Regions from separate parts of the Homo sapiens genome. Here region 2 is linked to region 1. A link is a loop called in an ENCODE intact Hi-C map of the cell type or tissue named here. Cell type or tissue: IMR-90. All regions are shown on one strand. Links, peaks and the distances in the headings refer to the core of each region. The heading gives the core; the rest is flanking DNA. Region 1 overlaps BCL2L13 (BCL2 like 13). Region 2 holds the start of LOC105372850 (a long non-coding RNA gene).

Region 1 (11,490 bases), core at 2,413-10,412:
ATTCCTCATATGGATTCCTTTCCCAGACTTCAAACCCCACATGGCTAAAACAGACTGTCACTGCTATAATCTTACGGGATTTCATCTCTTTCAAACTCTCATTACATTTTCATTAGTATAGGCATAATGTAAAACCATTACACATTTCTGGGACCATCATCAATAATGAATGCTAACAAAGAGTACCTCACAACCAAATGCAGTACATAAAGTCTATATATCCATCAACTGCAGAACTCACGCAATACAGCCAGCCAGAAGAGAATGCTTGTCGTACTGAAGACTATAAACTACAAGTACTAACTCTACATCACTTCTGTCTTACCCCATACCTAATATTTTGGCTAGCATCTATCTCATCATTTTCCCCTCCTTTTATTTAATCATTAAGTACTAAATATATCTCAATGTATTTATTCCTAAATATATCTTCTAATATCTAAATACATCTCTTCCCTTCCATCAACATTTTCTGGTATTACTCTAATGTAAGCAATCTTCTTTTCCCTCCCTCCCTCCCTGTATTACTCTAATATAAGCAATCTTCCCCTTCCCTCCCCTCCTGTTCTTTTCTTTTCTCTTCTCTTCTTTTCGAGCCAGGGTCTCTCTCTGTTGCCCAGGCTAGAGTGCTGTGGCGAGAACACAGCTCACTGCAACCTCTGCCCCCAGGGCTCAAGCAACCCTCCTACTTCAGCCTTCAGAGTAGCTAGGACCACAGGCATGCACCATCATGACTGGCTAATTTTTACATTTTTTGTAGAGACAGTGTTTTGCCATGTTGCCCAGGCTGGTCTCAAATTCCTGATCTTAAGCAATCTGCCTGCTTTGGCCTACCAAAGTGTTAGGATTACAAGTGTGAGCCACCACGCCTGGCCTCAATCGTTGTCTTTCATAAGAAGCAATGCAAAGACTCCTAAAAGCCTGCAATCCAACTTGGATGATATAAAAAAAACAGTAAGTTAAGCCAAAAATCTGGGAATCATATTGGGTTTCTCCAATTCCTGGCTTCTTCTTATCAGGAACTGTGCTCTTTAGGTGCTGGTAATAAAACAATCTCTACCTTCAAAGAGTTTAAAATACAGTAACAGAGGCCGGGCATTGTTGTCTCACACCTTAAATCCCAGCACTTTTGGACGCCCAGGCAGGAGGATAAGCTTGAGCCCAGGAATTAGAGACCACCTGGGTAAGATGGTAAGACCCCATCTCTACAAAAAAAAGAAATAGCATTGGAGACAAACAGGGTACTCTGGGAACATGAGAGATTCACGGAAGAGGGAACAACAACATTGGATCTTTTTTGAGACAGAGTCTCACTCTGTTGCCCCAGGCTGCCTGCCACCACACCTGGCTAACTCTTCTAATTTTTGTATTTTCACTGAAGATGGGTTTTCACCACGTCAGCCACACTGGTTTTGAACTCCTGACCTCAAGTGATCCACCCACCTCAGCCTCCCAAAGAGCTGGGATTATAGGTGTGAGCCACTGTGCCTGGCCAAAGTTGGATCTTAAAGAATGAAAGAGAAAACCAGCAGATCAAAGATGAGCAAGATATTCCAGGCAGAAGGAAAAGCATAAACAAAAACATGGTGCTGAAAAGTATCATCATATATGCAGACTACTGGCTCTTCTGTATGCCAAAGCATAGGACAGGGGGTGAAGAAAGGCAAAGCTGGAGCTGGAGGAGGAAAGATTAGGCCAATGAACGAGAAGTAAAATATCAGTACCTTTCTTGATATAAAACATTGCCTCTATCAGCCTCTATCTCATAAAAGGTGCATGTTTCCCCCTCAGTCTTGCTGAGACATGAATTCAAGACCCTGTCCCACAATATGGCACCTCTTACACACCATCAATTACTTAGAGGAGAAAAGATGAATCTAAGGTACCATCCGGCCATTACATAAAGGCTCAGTTTGAATGTTACAAAATAAAGTAGTTCTACATTTGAAGTCTATTTATAATTTTCTGACTCAGTTAAAAAGCAAGCCGGCAAACTCATACAATATTTAGAATGATACATTATCCCTTCTTGAGCACATTAATGTTTTCCTAGGAAACCAAACATAAATTTTTGAAAGGCTACAGCACAGTGAAGGGCATTAGAGGAGGTAAAGTCAATCTTTCTTCTCTATCGCTAGGGCCATCATTTCACCCAAATCTCTCTGTAATTGTGTGCTAGGTGTTTCCTATGGGAGGGGAGGCTTCTCCTGGCAGGTTACTCATTGTGCCCTACAAATGCCATACTAAATTCCCAAGCGCTGTCTCCTTATTCACATAGATACTGGTATTAACATTTTAGGGGAGCAGAAAAGGTTTTGCAAATATGATGAAAGGTATTAAGACCTCTCTGCCTTAAAACTGTGCTTTCACACAAAGCAGCATACCATTTTAGAGGGAATTTTAGACTCCCTGAAGCACATCTATGGACCCCAGTTTAAGACCCTGATCCGGCTCCAGCAGGGTCTGGCTTAAGTTCCACTGTACTTAATCTTCCTCTCTTATTCCTCCTGAACTCCTAGACGGCACTGAGTCTGGACCACACAAACTATCAAAATATCTATTTTGTACCATACTTCTCACTAATTTTTTCACATGTATTAGTCATCTTCTCAATGACATTATAAATGCTTCAAGGGAGAAAACATGCTTTAAACTTCTTTGTTATCCCCCAGGTAATGCCTAACATATGCTGAGCAAACAGTAATGCTCAATAAATGCTTGGATGATGAGAAAGTTGGTCCCATCTTTGATATAAAAGCTCTAAACATCAAGTACTGTTAGGTACAGCTCTTTATTCATCTCTGTATTTCCATACCTCTGAACTGTACCTGTGTCTTTGTTGTCCAAGGTCACACAGCACTGGTGCTAAAAACAATTCCAACCCCCAAACAGAATGACTGAAGTCACACTGTCCCATCAATCCAGAAAGTCCAGAATGCTCTCCCAATTCTGCCCATCTGAATCCTTCTTGTTACTTCTAAACTCATAGGATTTATCTGTTACTCCTTGCTATAAAACATACAGGAAATAGTGTGGATCTGCCTTATAACTCTAAGCTCCTGGAGACTAAGGATATATTTTTATATTTTTGTTGCACTGGTTTCACTTTTCTCAGCCAGACTCTTCCCATGTGCCTCACAGGATTCAATACATATTTTATTATATTAATATAATGTTATGTATAGTTACATTAATATAGGCTGGGTGCAGTGGCTGACGCCTGTAATCCCAGCACTTTGGGAGGCCGAGGTGGGTGGATTGTTTGAGCCCAGGAGTTCGAGACTACCCTGGGTGACACAGTGAGATCCTATCTCTACAAAAAATACCAAAATTGGCCGGGAGTGGTTGCGCATGCCTGTAGTCCCAGCTACTCAGGAGGCTGAGGTAGGAGGATTCCTAGAGCCTGGGAAGTGGAGGTTGTAGTGAGCCAAGTCTGCACCACTGTACTCCAGCCTGGGTAACCGAGACCCTACCTCAAAAAAAAAAAAAAAAAAAAAAAAAAAAAAAAATATATATATATATATATATATATATATATATATATATATATATATATAAAATTAACACTGAAGTCTTTGGAAACTTAATAAGGCTGGCCCAGTTCTTGGACCTGGGGTCTTTTCCACTGAATAGCTGTCACTTCTCTTTCTGCATCTTTGCCCACATTGATGAAACATTCTTTTCTTTTCCTTATGATTTTTAGTAGAGACGAGGTCTTGCTATGTTGCCCAGGCTGGTCTCAAATTTCTGGGCTTCAGTGATCCTCTCAAAGTGCTGGGATTATAGGCATGAGCCACCATGCCCGGCCAGAACACTCTTTATGTGCAACATAACGTGTACCATAACCTGCCATTCTAGACCTGCAAGTCTCTCTGAAGAGGAAATATACGTTTTCCAACTTCTACTATAAACAAAGAAGAAAGACACTCAGTGGAGGTCTAAACAAGACTGAATAATCTCAGATCATAACCAAAGCTCAGTTTAGGATATATCATAAACGGTTCAAATATACAAGATTCAAAACATAATAAACACCTTTCTACGTTCTAGTAGAGGTCTTTTGTTACTGTTGAGTCATGGTCCCCCCAAGCTACCTAAGCTGATCTAACGAATCCTTGCTGCTTTTCAACAAAAGTCCTTTACTTACTTCAAAATGTGACCATACTTCTTTACAGAAGCCTTTCCTGATTAAGTCCTACTTTACTTCACAACTACCATTTTTTTTTTTGAGATGGAGTCTCACTCTGTCACCCAGGCTGGAGTGCAGTTGCACCATCTTGGCTCGCTGCAACCTCCGCCTCCCGAGTTCAAGCGATTCTCCTGCCTCAGCCTCCCAAGTAGCTGGGATTACAGGTGTGCGCCATCACACCTGGCTAATTTTTTTTTTGAGACGGAGTCTCACTCTGTTGCCCAGGCTGGAGTGCAGTGGCGCAATCTCTGCTCACTCCAAGCTCCACCTCCCGGGTTCACGCCTTTCTCCTGCCTCAGCCTCCCGAGTAGCTGGGACTACAGGTGCCCGCCACCACGCCCGGCTAACTTTTTGTATTTTTAGTAGAGACGGGGTTTCACCATGTTAGCCAGGATGGTCTCGATCTCCTGACCTCGTGATCCACCTGCCTCGGCCTCCCAAAGTGCTGGGATTACAGGTGTGAGCCTCCGCGCCCAGCCACACCTGGCTAATTTTTTTAAAATACTTTTGGTAGAAATAGGGTATCACCATGGTGTTGGCCAGGCTGGTCTCGAACTCCTGACCTCAAGTGATTCGCCCGCCTCGGCCTCCCAAACTGTTGGGATTACAAGCATGAGCCACTGTGCCTGGCCCATTTTTTTTCTTTGTATAGACAGTCCCCAACTTATGATGGTTCCACTTATAATATTTTGACTTTACCATGGGTTTATCAGAGCATTAAATGCATTTTTGGCTGGGCGCAGTGGCTCATGCCTGTAATCCCAGCACTTTGGGAGGCTGAGGTGGGTGGATCACGAGGTCAAGAGATGGAGACCATCCTGGCCAACATGGTGAAACCCCATCTCTACTAAAAATACAAAAATTAGCTGGGTGTGGTGGTGCATGCCTGTAGTCCCAGCTACTCGGGAGGCTGAGGCAGGAGAATCACTTGAACCCAGGAGGCGGAGGTTGCAGTGAGCTGAGATCGTACCACAGCACTCCTGCCTGGGCGACAGAGCGAGACTCCATCTCCAAAAAAAAAAAAAAAAAATGCATTTTCAACTTATGATGGGTTTATTTATTGGAATGTGCCCCATCATAAATTGATGGGCTCTATATTCTACAATACCTACTAAAGAACTGTACTTTACCATGGCTTTCTTGATATTTGTTTAGTTTGAGCAACTAAATAATTGGCTCTTTTATGTTTAGGGTGTGTTTAACTAGTACGTACAGAATCAGCATCTAATCAATTCATAGTCACATTCTTATGTTGAAGAGAGAAATGTAAGATTATTATAATCTCTGTTTCAAGAGTCTGTTATGCAGTTGGGGAGATTATGTAACATGGAGGTCCTCAAACTTTGCTACCTAGAAGCACATTACAACCCATAACAATTAAATTAGAATCCTTAATAAAGGTAGGACCCAGGCATTATATCTGGTTAAATGTAAAAGGGTATAATTCTGCTGTAATCGATTTAACCTTATTCTTGATCTCTCCCATACCCGAAGCCCATACATACTCTGGCACAATGAACAGGCATAGGTAAGATGATTTAGACATTTCATTAACTGTAAGGTAAATCGCTTCATCCACTGAATATTTACAATCACTTCAGTAATATCCCAAACTTTGCTGATTCTTGGTAAGTCACCATAACAAAGAATGACAGTAGGCAACATGAATTAAAATAGCTACTGTTTACTTAGGGAAACATTTCTGTAATCTTCCTGAAAGACTGGAGGTCCAAGACGGAGGAGAACCCACTCACCAAAGCCATATCAACAGTTAAGCTAAATTTTCCTGTAAAGTTGTATTTACCTATCTTTTTGCCAGAACATAATCCGAATGAGTCATGCAGATCCTCTAACATCTGTTACTAAGGAATTACTGTGTCACATAATTTATATACCCAAAGGCTTATCTGTTTATTAAGTCATGTCTTCAAAAACCTCCATTTTGTGAAGATCAGAAAGAAAGGCTCAGGTACAGAGTAATTTTACAAGGAAGAAGAAAATGGTAGTATAAGGTAGCACAAAGTTCCCATTTGTCCCTTATTAACTGTAGTACACTTATGTTATTTATTTGCTCTTTCAAAATTTCCAAATGAGAAACTAATACTATGGCTTAGCAGCTTTGTAATCCTCCATCCTCAAATCTCTGTAATGTAATGTCACTAACAGGAAAGTGATGAGGCATTGTGGAGGATTAAACTTTTTTCATTATTGAAACTATCAACATTTTAAAACTAGGCTAAGTCTTTTTGTTAAATGAAGAACAAGTTGGGAAAGTTAATATACAATACTGAGTAAATCTGTCACAGTCTCACCATGAGAAGATCATCCAATTTTATCAAATAATTTGCATTTCAGAGTTACGAAAAATAGTCAAAGAACATCAGTTACTTCACTACAAGTGGCTTAAAACAGTGTACTCTTCCTAGTCTTTCACTTACATTAAAAATTTACACCAAAAAAAAAAAACCTTCAAAAAACGTTATTAAACTCCCACCTCCAAACTTGAGTTACCTGGAGACAAGGAACATAATTTCTTATGTTCTTTATTCTTAATCTTGGAGTCACCTCTGCTCTCACTTTCTATTCATACTATACAAGTTTTGTAATCTGTTTTCATGCCATGTCAAAAGATGTGCCTTACAATTACACAGTTCTTCAAACAGAAGGGTCATCCAGTGATCAGAGAGGTCTCAAGTGACAACTGATAGGAATTCTCAACAGGTTACTTACCTGCACTTCTAAAAACAGAGCCTCTAATAGCAGTAACTGATTAAATAAGCAAAAACAAAAACAAGAGTCATAACGAAAACACTAAGAATTTTAGTTCTCAGTAAACAGACCTTTAGGGCTCTAAGCCAAGTAAGTAAAATGGAAATTTCAAAAGTACCATCATGGCTGGGTGTGGTGGCTCACGCCTGTAACCTTAGCACTCTGGGAGGCAGAGGCAGGCAATCACTTGAGCCCAGGATTTTGTGACCAGCCTGGGCAGCATGGCAAAATTGCACCTCTACAAAAACATACAAAAATTAGTTGAGTGTGGTGGTGCATGCCTGTGGTCCCAGCTACTCAAGAGGCTGAGGTGGGAGGATCGTTTGAGCCCAGGAGGTAAAGGATGCAGTGAGCCGAGATTGTGCCACTGCGCTCCAGCCTGGCCAACAGAGTGAAACCCTGTCTCAAAAAAAAAAAGGCCCATCATGAAGAAATAAGGGAAAAGTCAACAAACTGAAAATTAAAAGTAAAATGTCTCTTCCTCTTATGATTATTTTTTAATGAGGGTCTCACTCTGTCACCCAGGGGCTACAGTGCAGTGGCATAATCGTAACTCACTACAGCCTGAAAATCCTGGGCTCAATAGATCCTCCCACCTCAGCCTCTTGAGTTGCTGGGATTACAGGCATGAGCCACCGCACCACCACGCCTGGCTTTTCCCCTTATTTTTAACAGCTCAAAGTTAACAAAAGATTGAAGAACGTTCTTTGTTCCACATCTAGAGGATCTTTTCATCTCATCTAAGACATTAGATCAAGTTTGTCTGATCACAACTTTGGCGTAATATATTGTTTAAAAGCCAATTCAGATTTATTTATTTATTTTTTTTTATTTTTATTTTTTTTGAGACGGAGTCTCGCTCTGTCGCCCAGCCTAGAGTGCAGTGGCTCGATCTTGACTCACTGCAAGCTCCGCCTCTTGGATTCATACCATTCTCCTGCCTCAGCCTCCCGAGTAGCTGGAACTATGGGTGCCCACCACCACGCCCGGCTAATTTTTTTGTATTTTTAGTAGAGACGGGGTTTCACCGTGTTAGCCAGGATGGTCTCGATCTCCTGACCTCGTGATCTGCCCACCTCGGCCTCCCAAAGTGCTGGGATTACAGGCATTTATTTATTTTTTATTTTTATTTACTTTTTTTTGAGACAGAGTCTTGCTCTGTCACCCAGGCTGGAGTGCAGTGGCGTGATCTCAGCTCACCGCAACCTCCGCCTCCCAAGTTCAAGCGATTCCCCTGCCTCAGCCTCCGGAGCAGCTAAGATTACAGGTGTGCGCCACCATGCCCGGAGAATTTTTTTTTTTAATTTTTAGTAGAGACAGGGATTCACCATGTTGCTGGTCTCAAAGTCCTGACCTCAAATGATCTGCCTGCCTCGGCCTCCCGAAGTGCTGGGATTACAGGTGTGAGCCACTGCACCCGGCCAATTCAGATTAAATAGCTTTATGTCTTGCTGTCATGGCCTCCCTACCTTACAATGTATTTCTGTATTTAGGACGTGACATTTTAATGAAGATTCACTGAACATTCTGTGCTGTTATGTAAGAAGTCTTACAAGAAAGAACAGATTACTAAGCTTTTACTCCTGGGGACCAATTCACATAAAACAAAAATATAAAAATAGCAGCCTCTTTTTTTTTTTTTTTTTTTTTTTTTAAGACAAGGTCTTACTGTTACCCAGGCTGGAGGTCAGTGGCGCAATCTTGGCTTACTGCAGCCTTGACCTCCCAGGCTCAAGTGATCCTCCTGCCTCAGCCTCCTGAGTAAATGGGACCACAGATTACTTCCAGTTAATTTTTATATTTTTTGTAGAGATGGGCTCTCACTCACCATGTTGCCCAGGCTGGTCTTGAGCTCCTGGACTTGGGCAATCTGCCTGCCTCGGCCTCCCAAAGTGCTGGGATTACAGGAGTGAGCCACTGCACCCGGTCAATGTTTTCTTTTGTTTTAATAGCACTCTGTTGCCTAGGCTGGAGTGCAGCAGCACAATCTCAGCTCCTGGGTTCTGCAACCTGGGTTCAAGAGATTCTCCTGCCTCAGCCACCTGAGTAGTTGGGATTACAGGAACCCACCACCATGCCTGGCTAATCTTTCTATTTTTTATTTCATTTATTTATTTATCTTTCCTGAGACAGAGTCTCTCTCTGTTCACCCAGGTTGGAGCGCAGAGGCACAATCCTGGTTCACTGCAACCTCCGCCTCCTGGGTTCAAGCAATTCTCCTGCCTCAGCCTCCCGAGTTGCTGGGACTACAGGCATGCACGACCATGCCTGGCTAATTTTTGTATTTTTCATAGAGATGGGGTTTCACCACGTTGGCCAGGCTGGTCTCGAACTCCGGACTTCAGGTGATCTGCCCACCTTGGCCTCCCAAAGTGTTGGGATTACAGGCGTGAGCCACCACGTCCAGCCTCAGTTTTATATTTTTGAGACAGGGTTTTGCCATGTCACCGGGCTGGAGCCTCTTTTTTTTGTTTTGTTTTGTTTTTGAGATGGAGTCTCACTCTGTCGCCCAGGCTGGAGTGCAGTGGCGCAGTCTTGGCTCACTGCAACCTCTGCCTCCTGGGTTCACGCCATTCTCCTGCCTCAGCCTCCCGAGTAGCTGGGACTACAGGTGCCTGCCACCACGCCCAGCTAATTTTTTGTATTTTTTAGTAGAGACGGGGTTTCACCGTGTTAGTCAGGATGGTCTCGATCTCCTGACCTTGTGAGTCACCCACCTCGGCCTCCCAAAGTGCTGGTATTACAGGCGTTAGCCACCATGCTCGGCCGAGCCTCTCTTAATAATTAATGTCATAATGAAGAGCAGGCTTTCACTAAAAGAAAAAGAGCTGTTTTGGATAATATATTACTTACAACTTATCATATTAGAAGAATAATATCTACAAGTAGCCTCGGAACCATTCTAACAATCTAAATAGTTTTTAATACAAAATATTTGTGTTGTTGAGAGTATCTGTCTCTTTGGCTTCACTGACATAAAATGCAAAGGAGTAATTTCGAGGGCTCAAAAATATAAAACTCATGGGATAAACCATGAGTTTAAATATGCACAAAGAAGCAGAGAACTGCGTCTTTTTTGTTTTTGTTTTTAAATAAATGAAGCCAAAGGGTTTGAGTAACTTGCCCAAGGTCCCTTAGCTTGCTATGACAAATTGGATAGCAATAATAGGTAACCCTTATATAATTCTTATCATGTGCCCTTCTAAAGTCTTCACTTCATCTATTGAAACCTCACAACAATGCTATGAGAGGATTATTATTACTTCCATTTCACAGACATGGATACCAAAACAAGTAAAGAAGATAAGTAGTTTTCCCAAAGTAATAAAGCTGGGATTCAAGCCCAGGCAGTTTGCCTCCAGGGTCTGTATTTTTACCAACTATGCTGTCCTACCTCTTAGATGAAGTCCCTGATTGCTTTCTGGTGCTTTTCTGTCTGTAATATAGTACCTTTTGAGTTAATGGCCAGAAGTATTCATAGATAGAACATGTTATACTTGGTGTTTTTTTTCAAGCAAACACACAGATACATGCATTAAACTCTTCAATTAAAAAGGGAAGTAGAGAAGAAACCTAAGTAGATAAAAGGAATATAACAAAATAAATGTAAAATAAAATACAAATATAACTTTGCTTTGGTGGTAGGAACTAAGTAAAAAACTAAGTAAAGGAACGTATCAAAATAAATGTAAAATAAAATACAAACATAACTTTACTTTGGTGGTAGACCTAAGTAAAAATCAGGTTGACAATTGCTCAGAGACCTATTACAAAAATTGGCTGCATCATGATGTCTATATTGATTGTATTTTTTTGTTTCACTTTTTTTTTGGTGGGGGCAGGGGGTCACATCAGTTACAAATTATTCTGCCCCCTCAAGCAATATTTTACCTTCTGAGACACAGCTGCTGCTGAGCTGAGCTCCTATGAACTTAACTTTTCCATCTGAAGAAGCTTTGGCAAAATTCCAAAGCCCATCTACGTTGGTAAATTTTCTAAGGACTCATTTCCCTTAAGATTTATGCCAACAAACCTCTATCATTACTTCTCAGACTTTATATATATATCTGTCAAGAAAAAGAGCTGTTTTGGATAATACGTTAGTTACAACTTACATTAGAATAACATCTACAAGTAGTCTTAGAACGATTCTGACAATCTAAATCATTCTTCATATAAAATATTTGTATTGTTGGGAGTATCCATCTCTTTGGCTCCACTGACACAAAACACACAAAGGCTCCACTGACATTTTGTAACTTTGAGGGCTCAAAAATATAAAACTAGCCGGGATCAACCAGCTAGTTTTATATTTCTGAGGCCTCGAAGTCGCAAAATGGAAACAGATCACTGCTTTGGACCCTTATAACCAAATGCGCCTCTCAGATCATTATTAACCTAAAATAAGAAAATGGAGAGTGCTGAAGAAATTACAGAGAAGTAATTTTCCACCCAACTTGATGAGGAAGATCCACAAAAAACACATTTCAGAGTACAACACAGTAAACATCCACACCCACATATACAGCAGG
Region 2 (11,490 bases), core at 1,149-9,148, 140 kb after region 1:
TGCCAGAGAAATTAGGGACACCCTAATCCCAGGGCCACTCCATAGCATAGCTAACAGATGTGATAATGTTTCCACCCACGGAGAGCACTTGGCTGGAGGGTGAGCCTCCCTACCCTGAGGCTGTACCAAGCTGCTGCAGTTCCAGCCCCGGAAGTTCCCTTTCGCAGGCCTATGCTAATCAAAGCCTATGACTTGACAAGATTCCTGGCAGCAGTAAATGCATTAGTAACAGGCAACAAAGGCGAAACCATTAGCCAGGCAAGGTATGAAAGGAGTCATAGCACCATGAAAACCCCAAACCTGGCACCAGGGCCGATAACTGCCCCCCAAGGCAACCCACAAGCCTAAGTGTTAGTCACGCTACAGATATTTGTTGAGTGATTACTGTATGCCATTTGCAGTTCTAAGCAGCAGGGACACAGCTGGGGAACAAAGCAAGGCCTTGCCCTCCACAGAATTGAATTCCTACTGGTTCCGGCACTGATGGGAATAGACTTCTTTTTTTTTTCTTTTTTTTTTTGAGACGGAGTCTCACTCTGTCGTCCAGGCTGGAGTGCAGTGGTGCGATCTTGGCTCACTGTGTAACCTCCGCCTCCTGGGTTCAAGCTATTCTCCTGCCTCAGCCTCCTGAGTAGCTGGGACTACAGGCTCACACCACCACGAATGGCTAATTTTTGTATTTTTAGTAGAGATGGGGTTTCACCATGTTGGCCAAGATGGTCTCCATCTCCTCACCTCCTGATCTGCCCGCCTCAGCCTCCCAAAGTGCTGGGATTACAGGCATGAGCCACCATGCCCGGCCTCCTCTACCTTCTTTTCTGAAGGAATTTAGAGGGTGTAGGGGGTATTGGGGTAGAAAAGATCATCTAAGTGCTGGGATGCAGAACAATGAGAAAACACATCTGGAACTCTTTGGAAACAAAGTGGGAAAGGACTAGAAAAGCAGCCAGCTGGAAGACAGAGGCTCCCTGTCACCGCCTTGGGATGCAGCATCTGGCCATGACATTGTGTCACTGTGCACTGGGAAGACAAGTGCATTCACAATTTACATGTGATAACTGAATCATATTGAGAAGAAGAAATTTGATACACGGGAAATAGCATGTTTGCATGTTCTTAGTGTCAAAAGGTGGAATGCAGTGGGTGAGCATACCCCATTCTAGGACTTGCCCTTTCCCCCTTGCTATTCCGGGTTAGTTGCACTGGGAACTGCCACGTCCCTGGAACTCCATCCCCTGGCTACTGTTCACTGTGTAAGGATGGAGACCTGACTTAAGCTGAATGATTCAACCCCTTCCATAGGAATTTTTAAAGTGTATGCAGCCTCTTTTAGGGGCATTTTACCTGTAACAGATAAAACTTGGGGCCCATCAGCAAACTTGTCACATGATTGAGGAAACAGAGATAAATAAAGCAGACCCGCAGAGATGATGCAAGGCGGGAGAGACTTCTGCCTTATTACTGCACAGCGATCCACTTTATTCCTGACCTTGACCACAAAAAGGGTCTCCCACTATGCTTCTAATGAGGTGACTTATTGTCTTAAGATAGTAGAGTTCTGTAACTTGGTAACCAAAGAGTGCTTAATAAATACATTTTTAAAACCCTCACATTCCATTTAATGGCAACTGAGCGGCTTAGACAGTGCGTGCTGAAAGGCTCAGAGGTGTGCAGAGTCACTAAGGGCTGGCTTGGAGAAGTGGGACTTAAAGAATAAGAGAGCACGGGGCACAGTGGCTCACACCTGTAATCCCAGCACTGTGGGAGGCCGAGGCAGGTGGATCACCTGAGGTCACGAGTTTGAGACTAGCCTGGCCAATGTGGTGAAACCCGGTCTCTACTAAAAATGTAACAATTAGCTGGGCGTGGTGATGCATGTCTGTAATCCCAGGTACTCAGAAGGCTGAGGCAGGAGAATCGCTTGAACCTGGGAGGCGGAGGTTGCAGTGAGTTGAGATCGCACCACTGCACTCTAGCCTGGGCGACAGAGCGAGACTCCATCTCAAAAAATACATATATAAATAATAATAATAATAATAATAAAGGGAACATTGGCCAGGCACAGTGGCTCACGCCTGTGATACCAGCATTCTGGGAGGCCGAGGGTGGGTGGATCAGGAGGTCAGGAGTTCGAGACCAGCCTGGCCAACATAGTGAAACTCCGTCTCTACTAAAAACACAAAAATCAGTCAGGCGAGACGTGATGGCACGTGCCTGTAATCCCAACTGCTCGGGAGGCTGACGCAGGAGAATCGCTTGAACCCGGGAGGTGGTGATTGCAGTGAGCCGAAACGACGCCATTGCACTCTAGCCTGGGCGACAGAGCAAGACTCCATCTCAAAAAAAAAAATAAAAAAAAAAAAGAATAAGGAAGCATTTAAAAGCAGAAGGTGGGGCGTGCAGACCCTGGATGTGGGCTTGGTGTGAGCAGAGGGTTCAGGGAACAGAACTGTGGGAAGGAGGCTGCAAAGGCAGGTTAGGCCACACGTGGGGAGCCTGGGTGGCTAGAGACAGCATGTGCCCTCCTAAAAGGGAATTTTTTTGTTTTCTTTTTGATTGGCATTTTCACAACATGAAAAGTGAATTTTTAAATGTGATCCTGTAGGCAGTAACAAAACACTGAATACTTCTTTTTTTCAGGGGACAAGATCTGGCTCTGTTGCCCAGGGTGGAGCGCCGTGGCGCAATCTCAGCTCACTGCAACCTCTGCTTCCCAGGCTCAAGCGATCCTCCCACCTCAGCCTCCCAAGGAGTTGGGACCATAGGTGTATGACACCATGTCAGGCTATTTTTTTAAAAAAAATTTTTGTAGAGATGGGTTTTGCCATGTTGCCCAGACTGGTCTTGAACTCCTGAGCTCAGCTGATCCGCACACCTCCACCTCCCGAAGTGTCGGGATTACAGGCGTGAGCCACACTGAATGCTTTTAAGGGGGAAAATACCACATTGAATGTAGTATGAGGACAGTTATTCTGGAAGAATGGGTTGAGGGGAGTCAGTGAGAGGCCAATTAGGAGACCCTTCAGAGTAAAACAATGAAGTGGAGAGGGAGGGATTAGGGAGAAGGGGTAGAGAACAAGGGTTACTGGGAGAGAACTTTGTAGAGAGCCTTGGTGACTGTCCAGGGCTGAACCGCAGAGAACCATGGAGCTGTCTCAGCTCTGAGGTGAGGAATGAAGGATGCAAGTTAGGAACCGAAGCTGCCTGCAGGGAAGGAGAGAGATGGGGTCAGTGGGGCTTCGGGAACTCTCTCCTCAGCACTGTGGGAAGGAAGTCAGCCAGCAGGCACACCGGCTTGACAGAAAGAACACCTCAGCTGTAGACACCATGCTGCCGTGGCTGGCCTTGGGCTAGTCCTCCAGCCCCCAGGTGCCCCATTTCCAGGAGTATTTCCAGATACTGAGTCCTACCTCCTCACCACTCCAGACTCTATTTTTCAAACGTGGAGGTGGCTAAGGATGGTTCTGGTGTAGAGTCAGAAGCAGACAGGTTTTGGGGGGAAGTGGGGAGGAAGTCAGAGAGGAGGTGCAGCACTGTCAACTGATCTCACCACTCAGCAGCATTCAGAGGCTACTCCGGCCACCCCTGCCTGAATCCCACCACCAGAACTAACCTGTGGCCCACCCTGTCTGTTTTGCTAGAAAATAATGAGCTAACAGGAATGATCCATGACTTTTTGTTACTAATGAACATCTGCTCCCTTTCTTAAAGTGCTTAAAGTAATAGAAAAAATAGTAGAAAATCCAGAAGGTACAGAAAACTGTAAAAGGTCTCACTCTGTTGCCCAGGCTAGAGTGCAGTGGCGTGATCTTGGCTCACTGCAGCCTCAACTTCCTTGACTCAAGGGATCCTCCCGCCTCAGCCTCCTGGGTTGTTGAGACTACAGGTGTGCACCATCACGCCCGGTTAATTTTTAAAAAATTATTTGTAGAGGGCTGGGCGCCATGGCTCATGCCTGTAATCCCAGCACTTCGGGAGGCCGAGGCGGGCGGATCACGAGGTCAGGAGATTGAGACCATCCTGGCTAACACGGTGAAACCCCGTCTCTACTAAAAATACAAAAAATTAGCCGGGCGTGGTGGCGGGCGCCTGTAGTCCCAGCTACTCGGGAGGCTGAGGCAGGAGAATGGTGTGAACCCGGGAGGCGGAGCTTGCAGTGAGCCGAGATCGCGCCACTGCACTCCAGCCTGGGCGACAAAGCGAGACTCCGTCTCAAAAAAAAAAAAAAAAAAAAAATTTATTTGTAGAGATGGGGTCTCGCCATGTTGCTAAGGCTGGTCATGAATGCCTGGGCTCAAACAGTAATCCCACCTCAACCACTCAAAGTGCTGGGATTACAGGCGTGAGACACCACACCCAGTGGAAAAGTGATTCTTTTTTTTTTTTTTGAGATGGAGTTTTGCTCTTGTTGCCCAGGCTGGAGTGCAATGGCACGATCTCGGCTCACTGCAACCTTCACCTCCAGAGTTCAAGCAATTCTCCTGCCTCAGCCTCCTGAGTAGCTGAGATTACAGGCATGCGCCAGCATGCCCACCTATATTTCTGTATTTTTAGTAGAGATGTGGTTTCTCCATGTTGGTCAGGCTGGTCTTGAACTCCCGATCTCAGGTGATCCGCCCACCTTGGCCTCCCAAAGTGCTGGGATTACAGGGGTGAGCCACTGTGCCCAGCCGATTCTCCTTTTTTTGAGATGGAGTCTCACTCTGTTGCCCAGGCTGGAGTGCAGTGGCGTGATCTCGGCTCGCTGCAACCCCTGCCTCCCAGGTTCCAGTGATTCTCCTGCCTCAGCTTCCTGAGTAGCTGGGATTACAGGCACGCACCACCACACCTGGCAAAGTTTTTTGTTTTTTTTTTCTGAGACGGGAGTCTTGCTCTGTTGCCCAGGCTAGAGTGCAGGGGCATGATCTCGGTTCACTGCAACCTCCGCCTCCTAGGTTCAAGCGATTCTCCTGCCTCAGCCTCCCAGTAGCTGCGATTACAGGCACGAGCCACCATGCCCGGCTAATTTTTGTATTTTAGTAAATACGGGGTTTCACCATGTTGGCCAGGGTGGTCTCAAACTCCTCACCTCAACTGATCCGTCTGCCTTGGGCCCAGACTTTTTTTTTTTTTTTTCTTTTTGAGACAGTCTCACTGCATTGCCCAGGCTGGAGTGCGGTGGTGTGACCTTGGCTCACTGCAACCTCTGCCTTCTGGGTTCAAACAGTTCTGCCTCAGCCTCCCAAGTAGCTAGGATTACAGGCGTGCTCCATCACGCCCGGCTAATTTGTGCATTTTTACCCTGTTGTCCAGGCTGGTCTTGAACTCGTCAGCCTCAAGTGATCTGCCCACATCAGCTCCCCAAAGTGCTGGAATTACAGGCCTGAGCCACTGCGCCCCGGCTGGAGAAGTGATTCTTAATACATTGTAACTGAGGGTCATATTGTGAACAAGACACACTATTTAGAGAAATGATACTAGCTGCTGAGCTGCAGGGAGGAGCGTGCTGGAGTTTTCCAAGCTCCTCAGATCACATAGCTTTTCGTTCTTCCTGTTTAAAAACGTCCCATTCCCTTGGCTTGACTCCTCTGGCTTCCCCTTCTGTGCAGCCACTGCTAGATCACCACAGATTGTCCCTCCGGATGCCTGAGGGCTCCTAACTCAGCTCCTTGCCTTCAGCCTTGTTGCCTTCAAATCCACCTTCCAAACGGCCAAGTGGGTGAAAGGGCGCGGGGGCTGCCTTCCCACGGCTCTCGGGACAGGCTCCCACTCCCGCACAACCTGCCCTGGTTTTCCTCTCCCTCACCCCCTGCTTTCAACTTTTGCTTTCGGAACACGTCAGTCTTGCTTCCGAGTCTTGCACATACTGTCCCCTTCACCCAGGACACTCTTTCCGCATCCAAACCCAGTGATTTACAAACTGTTCTTTGGGCTTCAGCTCAGACGTCACCTCCTCCCACATGCCTTTCTGGAGTCACCCCATTCTTGGCTAGGAGCCCTCTCCTGTTAACCCATTGAATATTCAGTTGCAGCACTTACTGCATTACATTGACACTGACTTGCTTCCCCATGAAAATTACCAGTTATTTGTGAGTTAAGACGGTCTTGAGGCTGGGCACGGTGGCTCACGCCTGTAATCCTAGCACTTTGGGAGGCCAAGGCGGGCAGATCACCTGAGGTTAGGAGTTCGAGACCAGCCTGGCCAACATGCTGAAGCCCCATCTCTACTAATAGAAAAAAAAATTAGCCAGGCATAGTGGCATGCACCTGTAGTCCCAGCTACTCGGGAGGCTGAGGCAGGAGAATTGCTTGAACCCAGGAGGCGGAGGTTGCGGTGAGCCGCCATCATGCCACAGCACTCCAGCCTGGGCGACAGAGTAAAACTGTCTCAACAACAACAAAAAGTCTTGGGGCAGTATCCTGGCCACGGCGCAGAGGCATCCAGTAAGCATCCTCAAATCAAGAAGCCACAATGACTCCCCATCTGACTTTGCTGTCAGACTTGTCACGAGACTGCTGGCTCCACTGTAGAGCTGTGCTCATTTATTCCCACTGTGAGGAGCTGGGTTGGGGGCCTCAGGGTGATGACCACGTCCCCGCCTACTTCCTCTTATTAGCAGAGCAAGGGTGAGTGTTCCCAGGAATGAGCCCCTCACACTAGTAGCCAGGAGCCAGTTCTTGACTTATTGCCAAGAAAATCACTTGCTTCCTGGCTTGGATGTTGCCTGGGATACCCCATGGTCAGGGGCGGCCACTTCCTCGTGCCCACCCCTTCTGACTCTATCCAACAAATGGGATGAGTGTCCCTGTCCCACTGGCTGCTCTTCCCCTTTCCCCCAATGGTTTATTTGCTAGAAGAGTCTTTTCCTACCAACTCTGAGCTTGATGCAGACAGACAAGACACTTACCTGCTTTCGGTAAGAACCTCTGCCTTTTCTGGAACCCAGGATATAGTTCAGATCGCTGCTGAGCTGCAGGGAGAGGTGGCTTTCAGTGTCAGCCAGCTTGGACTGGTTTTCCCTTCTGTGGTCAGTTTCCCTCCCTCTGCCTCCCCCTCATCACCACTGCAGGGTTCCAGACTCTCACCGCACACTGCACCTTCAAATAGGTTGGGTTTGAAGCAAAACCCAAAGAGGCTACTATCCAGTCAAGCCACGCTGCACCTCCCCAGGTGGCAAGTAGGTTGCTGTTTACTTGGTGGCTAGTATGACTCGGACAAAAAGTCCAGGCTGGGAAAAGATTTTAACAAGGCAGCTTGGGGGTGAGGGGAGATTCACCGCCCACTCAGAGACCTGGAAGCCAGGGAGGAGGACAAACACTGAAAATCAATGCAACGCAAACACTTTTGCAAGACATTTGGTGCCAGAAGCAAATCTCTGCTTCTCAGTCTCATGCACTTTTCTTACTGCTGATAACCGGCTATTTCAATGATCCTGGGAGGCATCCTCCCTGCAGGAACACATTTTCCTTTCACTTTGCATGTATTTGTTGGGGGCTATCACGTGCTCAGCTGCAGGAGGGCTGCAATGTAGTTTTGGCACATTCTCAATGCTTAAGAATGTTACAAGTGTAAAAAGCAAAGAAGAGGGCTGGGCGCGGTGGCTCACGCCTGTAATCCCAGCACTTTGGGAGGCCGAGGCGGGCGGATCACGAGGTCGGGAGATGGAGACCATCCTGGCTAACATGGTAAAACCCCGTGTCTACTAAAAATACAAAAAATTAGCTGGGCGTGGTGGCGGGCGCCTGTAGTCCCAGCTACTCGGGATGCGGAGGCAGGAGAATGGCGTGAACCCAGGAGGCGGAGCTTGCAGTGACCTGGGATCGCGCCACTGCCCTCCAGCCTGGCTACAGGCTGGGCGACTCCATCTCAAAAAAAAAAAAAGTAAAGAAGAGGTTCCTCTTAAAAGACTTTCCTCCCCATCTAATTAAAAATAAGTAGTAATTTCTCTTAAAAGCAAAATTTATTCAAAGACCTGTGCTAACATTCTTAAATATCTACCAGCCATAATAAAAAAAATCAATGTACTTTATACAGGCCGGGCACGGTTGCTCACGCCTGTAATCCCAGAACTTTGGGAGGCCGAAGCAGGTGGATCACAAGGTCAGGAGACTGAGACCATCCTGGCTAACACGGTGAAACCCTGTTTCTACTAAAAATACAAAAAATTAGTCAGGCGTGGTGGCAGGCGCGTGTAGTCCCAGCTACTCGGGAGGCTGAGGCAGGAGAATGGCGTGAATCCGGGACGCAGAGCTTGCAGTGAGCCGAGATCGCACCACTGCACTCCAGCCTGGGTGACAGAGTGAGACTGTCTCAAAAAAAAAAAAAAAAAAAAAAAAAAGATGTACTTTATATTCTCGGCTCCCACAGTTTAGCCTCAATATTTGCCCTGCCATACTTATACTGGTCCAAACAAACATTAGGTCATAGCCTGTTCCTCTTCCTTATTTAAAGGTGTTTTTACCTTTCTCGATATTCCACAAGTTCCTTCCTCCTTCCTTTATTCTCATCTGCCTTTTTTTTTTTTTTTGAGATGGAGTCTTGCTCTGTCACCCAGGCTGGAGGGCAGTGGTGCCATCTCGGCTCACTGCAAGCTCAGCCTCCCACGTTCACGCCATTCTCCTGCCTCAGCCTCCCGAGTAGCTGGGACTACAGGTGCCCACCACCACACCCGGCTAACTTTTTTGTATTTTTTTAGTAGAGACGGGGTTTCACCATGTTAGCCAGGATGGTCTTGATCTCCTGACCTCGTGATCCGCCCGCCTCAGCCTCCCAAAGTGCTGGGATTATAGGTGTGAGCCATCGCACCTGGCCTATTCTCCTCTGCCTTTGCCTCTTTTAAAAAGTTGTAAGTTACTAGCCAATCAAAACAAATACAAAATATAAAGTCCCATTCCAGCCAAAAAAACCAGACAGCAATAAAGTAGACCCATCAGGTTATAAACGACCCTGTCTCCTTTGTTCAGTATACTCTCGTGACAAAACTGCTAGCAAGTGTACCCTTTCTGCAGAAAGTATAAAAATGGCCTTACTAAAAAAATTAAATTTATATTCAAGTGCTATTTCTTTACGGCACCAAGGAACAAGCATTCCTACAAGTGAGTTGTGAACTCAATGCTGCTTGAGTTAAGGAAGGTTTCTTGGAGTTTTGGAGACATGGAAAGGTTTCAGGAAGAAAGTGGCAATTGATTTTGGGTTGGAGGAAAGGCAAAGATGTTGATGGAATTATAAAAGCAAGGATAGAGAGGTAAAATGGAGATCCACTGGCAAATTGTCTAATTTGGGGCAAAAGGCTGTTAAACCACGTTGGGTCTAGATGAAACAGGGCCCTGCTGCCAGGCGAAGGATCTGGGAGAGGTGAAGAATCAGCACTGGATACTTTGAAGTCAGATGCACGTTCAGATTCCAGCTCCTAAATTATGAAGTAATACACTTTAGGGAAGCTACTTTAGTGCTTTTTTCATAAAAGGGGAATGGGACATCCATGTAACAGGATTGTAATTAATCTGAAATGAGGCTGTAGAGTGGACTTGAAAATAGGATTGCTTTTGAAACAGTTTGAATCTTAGTTTACTGCTTACTAGCTGTGTGACCTTAAACAAGTTACTTAAGTTGTCTGTGTTGCCTGTTCATCTATGAGATGGGACTCATATCTAGATGTAGTGCACTTAGTACAGTGCCTGGCACATAAAAGGTATTCACATGCTAATTCTTTGTAAAATATACATTATTTTTGAGACAGTGTCTTGCTCTGTCGCCCAGGCTGGAGCGCAGTGTCGTGATCATGGCTCACTGCAGCCTTGACCTTCTGAGCTCAAGCCATCCTCTCACCTCAGCCTCCCAAGTAGCTGCGATTACAGGCATGCCACTATGCCTGGCTAATTTTTGTTATTTCTTTGTAGAGACGCGGTTTTGCCATGTTGCCCTAGGCAGGTGTACAACTCCTGACCTCAAGCCATCTGCCTGCCTCAGCCTATCAAAGTGCTGAGATTACAGGTGTGAGCCATCACGGCCGGCCCATGCTAATTTTCTTCCCACCTTTTCTGGTGGGCAATGGAAAGCTGATAGAGGATGCTATGGAGTAGGGACCCGACGGGACAGTTCAGGTCTCTGGCAGTGCCAAGTGGTTTGGACAAGTCAGGGAGATTACACAGTAAGCTAGGCAAAAGAGAAAATGACAGGCTGGGCCAGGCACGGTGGCTCGGGCCTGTAATCCCAGCACTTTGGGAGGCTGAGGTGGGCGGATCACCTGAGGTTGGGAGTTCGAGACCAGCCTGACCAACGTGGAGAAACCCCGTCTCTACTAAAAATACAAAATTAACTGGGCATGGTGGCACATGCCTGTAATCCCAGCTATTTGGAAGGCTTAAGCGGGAGAACCGCTTGAACCCGTGAGGCGGAGGTTGTAGTGAGCCGAGATTGCGCCATTGCACTCCAGCTTGGGCAACAAGAGCGAGGCTCCAGTTGGAAAAAAAAAAAAGAAAATGACAGCCTGCTCACAGGAGGGAAGAGATGTGAATGGTTTCTGTGAAGATTATACAGGGCTTGGTGGGTGATTAAACACGCCAGAGGCAGGTATCAGATTTGAAACACGCATCAGCAGGAGGAAGATACATTATCCCCCCACTGAGAGTGTTAGAAGCAGGGGGTAGGTAAGGAGACGGGGAGGGAAGAGAAGTTTGGCAGCTGACATGAGCTTAAAGTAGCAGTTGCAGATGAGGGGGTGACAGCAGGCACCAGAAACAGCGGTGCAGTGCCGTGTCACACCCACAAGCATGGTTCAAAAAAATAGAGATCGGCATTGGTGCGGATGTAGAGAATTGGAACCCTTGCTGGTGAGAATGTAAAACACGGCAGCCATGGTGGAAGACAGTATGGCAGGTCCTCAAAAAAGTAAACACAGAGGCCAGGTGCGGTGGCTCACGCCTGTAATCCTTGTGCTTTGGGAGGCTGAGGTGGGAGGATCACTAGAGCCTGGGAGTTTGAGACCAGCCTGGGAAACATCCAAGACCCCATCTCTTTATTTTTTGAGACGGAGCTTCACTCTTGTTGCCCAGGCTGGAGTGCAATGGCACGATCTCGGCTCACTGAAACCTCTACCTCCTGGGTTCAAGTGATTCTCCTGCCTCAGCCTCCGGAGAAGCTGGGATTACAGGCATGCCCCATCATGCCCGGCTAATTTTGTGTTTTTAGTAGAGACGGGGTTTCTCCATGTTTGTCAGGCTGGTCTTGAACTCCCCACCTCAGGTGATCTGCCTGCCTCGGCCTCCCAAAGTGCTGGTATTACAGGCGTGAGCCAACACACCTGTCCAAAAATTTTTTTAAAAAATTACTCAAAAAAACCCCAAACAAAAAATTAGCCAGGCGCTGCGGTGTGTGTCTGTAGTTCTAGCTACTTGGGAGGTCGAGGAAGGAGGATCATTTGAGCCCTGGGGTTGGAGGCTGCAGTGAGCTATGATCATACCACTGCACTTCAACTTGGCAAGACCCTATCTCTATTAAAAAATAGAAAA

What was found. Peaks named below come from ENCODE experiments on the same cell type or tissue, not always from the same donor. Only the 100,000 strongest peaks of a DNase experiment are listed, where the experiment ranks them.
Region 2: a loop joins it to region 1, with 2.6 times the contacts of the local background. A loop is called at or near these places in 11 of 110 quality-filtered maps.

The regions. Positions count from the first base shown.
Region 1 is chr22:17,707,190-17,718,679 of GRCh38, reverse strand. All of the region lies in intron 6 of BCL2L13 (BCL2 like 13), which reads right to left. Among named protein-coding and RNA genes, the nearest start is that of MIR3198-1, 51 kb to the left of the region's middle. In IMR-90, for the core only: no CTCF peak of the experiment used is centred there; a DNase peak (open chromatin) is centred at 6,029.
Region 2 is chr22:17,565,384-17,576,873 of GRCh38, reverse strand. SLC25A18 (solute carrier family 25 member 18) reads right to left here. Exons shown (of 11, transcript NM_031481.3): 2 at 6,888-6,950. LOC105372850 (a long non-coding RNA gene) reads left to right here and starts at 6,796. Exons shown (of 3, transcript XR_001755420.2): 1 at 6,796-6,896. RefSeq lists enhancers at 6,703-7,453, 7,454-8,205. In IMR-90, for the core only: no CTCF peak of the experiment used is centred there; a DNase peak (open chromatin) is centred at 5,923; H3K4me3 peaks cover 919 bases; H3K27ac peaks cover 810 bases.